Regions from separate parts of the Homo sapiens genome. Here region 1 is linked to region 2. The links are chromatin loops, found by intact Hi-C in ENCODE. Cell type or tissue: dorsolateral prefrontal cortex. All regions are shown on one strand. Region 1 overlaps DPP6 (dipeptidyl peptidase like 6). Region 2 overlaps DPP6 (dipeptidyl peptidase like 6).

What was found. Peaks named below come from ENCODE experiments on the same cell type or tissue, not always from the same donor. Only the 100,000 strongest peaks of a DNase experiment are listed, where the experiment ranks them.
Region 1: a loop joins it to region 2, with 4 times the contacts of the local background. A loop is called at or near these places in 4 of 110 quality-filtered maps.

The regions. Positions count from the first base shown.
Region 1 is chr7:154,697,443-154,699,942 of GRCh38, forward strand. The region is part of intron 7 of DPP6 (dipeptidyl peptidase like 6); the gene reads left to right. Among named protein-coding and RNA genes, the nearest start is that of PAXIP1-AS2, 230 kb to the right of the region's middle. In dorsolateral prefrontal cortex, a CTCF peak has its summit at 1,426 (motif pointing right); a DNase peak (open chromatin) is centred at 2,156.
Region 2 is chr7:154,788,583-154,791,082 of GRCh38, forward strand. The region is part of intron 10 of DPP6 (dipeptidyl peptidase like 6); the gene reads left to right. Among named protein-coding and RNA genes, the nearest start is that of PAXIP1-AS2, 140 kb to the right of the region's middle. In dorsolateral prefrontal cortex, CTCF peaks have their summits at 1,033 (motif pointing left) and 1,235; a DNase peak (open chromatin) is centred at 1,039; H3K27ac peaks cover 2,266 bases.

The sequences.
Region 1 (2,500 bases), 91 kb before region 2:
AGCCCAGGATCCTGCACAGCCCCTTGGCTCTGCTGTGGCCTCTCATCGGGCCCCTTGGCATTCCAGGTGGCCCTGCCATCCCACAGACATCCTCCAGGAAGCCAAGGATGGGAAGGATTCTGAGGTCTGTTTGGCAGAGGTCACATGGATACGTTATGGGAGAGGAGTGGTGTTCTGGCACCCCATGGCTTGAAGGTTTCCATTGTTTTCTCTGTTGATATAAAGACTGGTTTTCAGACAGAGGCAATAAGGGAAGAAACAATAAGTGAGAAGGTGAAAGAGGTCAGTGTTAGACGTAAAAATGCCACTTCTTCTGCAAGGTTTTCTTGAACTCCCAGGTTCGAATTCCCACCACCTTCAGCCATGGCGTGCGCGGCTCTGTCTGTACACTCAGTGTACAGTAAACATTTGTCTACAGGTCTTTCCCGTAACTTGTGATATCCCACACAGCTTAGGATGGTGGCATATTTATTATTTTATCACCAATTCCCAGTACAGGTGCTAGGTTCATTTTAGGCATTTGGTTGAACTTTATCATTTATTTATTTTCCCATTATAAAAATAATACAGAATATAGTAAAAAATAGGAAAAAAAGCCTTTTTAAAATAGCATCAATAGACCCAGTATCTAAAATTACTATTAATATTTTAGTATGTTTTCTAAATCTATTTCCAAGAATAGATGTATTTTTTTAGTTACAATTATTAGTTTTACATCCCAACCTTTTGATACAATTAGCATTGTATACAATTAAATACTTATTGTTAACATAATTTTCATAGTTACATAGTATTTCATTGAGTCGATCTACCAAAATGCAATTAACCATTTTCCAGCTAGACCAGCTGGACCATGTATAATATTCCCTGTTATCACTGATGCTGTGAAGCACCTTTGGGTCTAAGATGTTCCTTGAGTGGAATTACTGAGTCAAAAACTAGGAACACTTTTTTATATACACTTTTGATGTATATTTGCGAATTGTCGTCCGTATGCCTCATCATTCATCCTGATTCCATGCTCACCAGCATCAGGTGAATATGCAATTCGTTTTAAAGAGAACTTGCTAAGGCTATGATTTTTTAAAAAGATCTCTGCTAATATAATTTAATTGCATAGCTATTTAAATCAGCATATATTTAATTATATTCTATAGTTAATTAAATTCACATATATTTAATAGTAAATTGATTTTCTGTAAAGTAATACCAGTGATATCTTTCTTGTGATTTTATTCTTGCTCCATTTATCTTTTAATGTCTTGGTGTGTAAATAACCAAAAAGCTCCCTGAAGGGGAAAGACAGCGGAAATCGGAAATCACCTCTGAGTCCTTCACGGTCCAGCCAGGAGCTAGTCTCAGGCGTAGCGGAGCCCCTGATGCCCATGCCAGAGGCAGCGACTTCTGAGCTGGGTTCTGTGATTCCCCTGCTCATCCTCTAGGAGGCACTAATGAGCAGCAGTGAGCTGAGGAAGACGAAGAGCCAGAGGACTCCAAAACCTGGAAGATCTGAGTAACCTACAGACGGGATAACGAGCCCCTGTAGGCTGCAGAGAGGTTGGCTGCTGGTCACACCACCCTGGAGAAGAGCACGGTTCCAAGATCAGCCACCCAGGGAACCTGGGAGGGAAGCAGACACTGTCTGAGAAGGGAGGGGATTGATGACTTCACTGAACCCTGAAACTGATCTCATCTGCTCCAAATACCTGGGATGATCCGGGAGACTTAGCCAGGAACATCTGAATGATGTTTCATGGGTAGCATTTTACTCTTGCTAGAAGCCGGAGGCCACTCGTATTAGGACTGTATACAAAAAGGCCCAGAAACTTAACAAGAAAAAAATAGATTTTTTCATCACCTTAGAAAGATATTGAAAATTCATTCACTTCTTTGCAGTCAGAGGGTGACTTCTGGCAGCTGACAAGTCTCGGATCTAACTGCAATATAAAAAGATTTGTGGAGTGAGAGAGTGCCTCCCACTGCTTTCTACCAGTCAATAAATTTGTCAGTCCTCTGAAAGCTTTCAGAGAGAAAACGTTCACAATATTTGTGTTTTGGTTCAGACCTGCTCCTATAAAGGCCCCGTGGCCCAGCCTTGTTACTTTCAGCTGCAAGAGGCAGCAGCTGAGCCCAGTGCAGGGGCTCTGAGTCACCTGGGGAACTTGCCGCCCCCAGACAGCCGGGCCCCTGTGCAGAGTGTGTGACTCAGTATGTCTGGGGTGGGGCCTGAGAGTCTGCATTTCTAACGAATCCCCAGGTGCTGCTGAGTGGCTGGGCCCAGAGTGGCCTTGGAGAAGCCCTGGCATGATTGCTTGTGCCATCAGGCTGCCTAGTTCTGCCCCTTATGGGCAGGGCGACCTTGGGTCAGGGCTGGCTTCTCCAAGCCTGCATCTCAGTTCCATAAAGTCAGAACAGCACCTTCCTTTCCTAGGTGTTCTGACGAGGGGAGTCTTCAGAGTGTGGGCTCTGGAGTCGGACAGCCTGGGTCCAAACCCTGGCT
Region 2 (2,500 bases):
CTTTGTCAAAACTTATTTCCTTATTACTAGATTATTGTGGAATTTCGGTTTTCCCATAACTCAAAGGTTCTAGCACAACATATTTAGATGTTTCATTATTTTCCCTGGAATGTGGGAAATCCCTTTTAGTCTTCACATTCGGGTCTTTTTTCCTACACAGAAGTTTCGTCCTCTTTGTCTTTGGTTATCGTGTCTGTAGCCACTCTGGTTTCTCTGTAGAAGCACTGCTCTTCCCAGCCGGTAGGAAGGCTCATCTTCTTCTTTACACCTCCATGTCACCTTCCTCTGCCTTGTGGGAGAACCTCCCACATTTTCCTCAATTTTCCTGACCCAAATTTTTCTAATTTTAGTTTTAGTTTCCTTGCAGCCCCCTCATCTCCCTTTTTGATCTTATCTTGGACTTTTAGAATTCTGTTCTCTTTATTTTTAGTGTGACTTCCCTTTCCTTTATTCTGCACCATTTGACCCTCACAGTTCCGCACCTCAGGAAGGAGAATGCCTCCCACACCTGATACCTGGCCACAGACAAAGGGTGAGAGTCACCTTTGACTCTGTGTTCTGACTTTTTAGGTGCTACTGAGCTCTTCTCCGGTGTAAATCTGGAAGACAGTCTAACCCATGTGCATCTGGCATGGATCGTCTGGGCTGAGTTGACATTTTTTTTTCTACCTTCTTAAGAATTTTTCTTTGACATTCTATGTAAATTAGTACACATGGAAAATTACAATCTTCCTTAACACCCATTTAGCAAAGGTTTGACTTTCCAAATCTGTGGCTGGTGTGAGCCCAGCATTTCTGAGGGAAGAATAGTACAGTGGGGAAGAGAAAAACCTTTTCCTTCTGCGTTCTCATGGCTGGGGCTGCCCTGTTCCCTACAGGGAAGAAACTGGGCAAGACCTTGTCTGGTTTCACCAGTGCCATCTGTGTTGCAGTTAGAGATTTTCAACATTCATTTCTAATGGCATTGTGACTTTTCATCATTTCTGTGTGTCTCTTTAGACATGATAACACAAAGTTAGTAAAGGTCTCCCTCTGCCGGCCAGGCACCACTGCTTGCTGGAGACCTCTGTCTGGAGAGTCCACACTCGATGTGGTGTATGGTGTGCTGTTTGTGAGCAAGTAAATGTTTTATTTTCCCTTCCAGCAGCAAAAGTGTGACTACAAACCTTATAGAGCAAAAGAATGTCCCTTTGTCCAAAGCGTCGCTGCCTCGCAAGGTGCCTACCTTGTCCCCAGAAAGCTGCTAGAACGCCTTCAAGATTGCCCTGTTGGTGGTGATGCTTCACCCTCGTACACCGACTTGATTTTTAGAAAATAACTAAAATGTATTTGGGGCCAGGCACAGTGGTTCATGCTTGTCATCCCAGCACTTTGGGAGGCCAAGGCAGGTGGATCACTTGAGGCCAGGAGTTCAAGACCAGCCTGGGTAACATGGTGAAACCCCGTCTCTACTAAAAATACAAAAATTAGCCGGGCATGGTAGCAGGCACCTGTAATCCCAGCTATTTGGTAGGCGGAGGCATGAGAATCACTTGAACCCAGGAGGCGGAGGTTGCAGTGAGCTGAGATCACACCACTGCACTCCAGCCTGGGCAACAGAGCGAGACTCCGTCTAAAAAACATAAAAAATCAAGTGTATTTGGCACCAGGTATAGTCACTGATGCAACTCATGGACTTAGGAAATGTTGACTAGAGATGAGATGTTGCTATGCGGGTCATGAGGCAACATCAAGCTCTCAGGGCAAGTCGGCACAAGGGGCCCAAAAGCTTTATGATAAATGGCAACAGGATTAGAAGAGGCAAAGAACTGCCCAAAATGTGAGAATCACGGCTTCCTTACATAGAGGTGGAGCCCTTATGGATGCATGTATGTAAAAAGAAATCTTATTATATAATCTTTATAAATTCCATTAATAGTGTTTATTGTTTTGGGTTTTTAAAAATATTTCACACTGTATTTCATCACCATAACATCTCTAAGGGTGCCACCAGGCTTTAAAAATTCATATTACACAAATGAAGAAACTGAGGGTTGAAGCACCGTATAGAATTAATTGTAGAACCAAGGCTTTCTCAGGCCTCTGAGGTGAGCCACATTCTGCCCCTCAACCCAGGGATGAGCCACGAGGCAGAGTGGGTCCACATTTAACTGTCCTAATTTTTAGTACAATTATATTTTTCCTCAGTGCAACAGCCTCATATTACAAACTAAGAGAAGGGAGGAAAGGAGGGAGGGAGGGAGGGAGAGGAAAGGAAGGAGGGAGGGAGGGGAGGGGAGGGAGGGAGGGAAAAAAGAGATGATCTAGCACTCACTTTATGTAACTGGTCATTTTACTTGGGGCTCTGTATTAGTCAGTTCTCACACTGCTAATAAACACATACTTGAGGCTGGGCACGGTGGTCCATGCCTGTAGTCCCAGCACTTTGGGAGGCCGAGGCTGGCAGATTACTTGAGGTCAGGAACTTGAGACCAGCCTGGCCAACATGGTGAAACCCCAT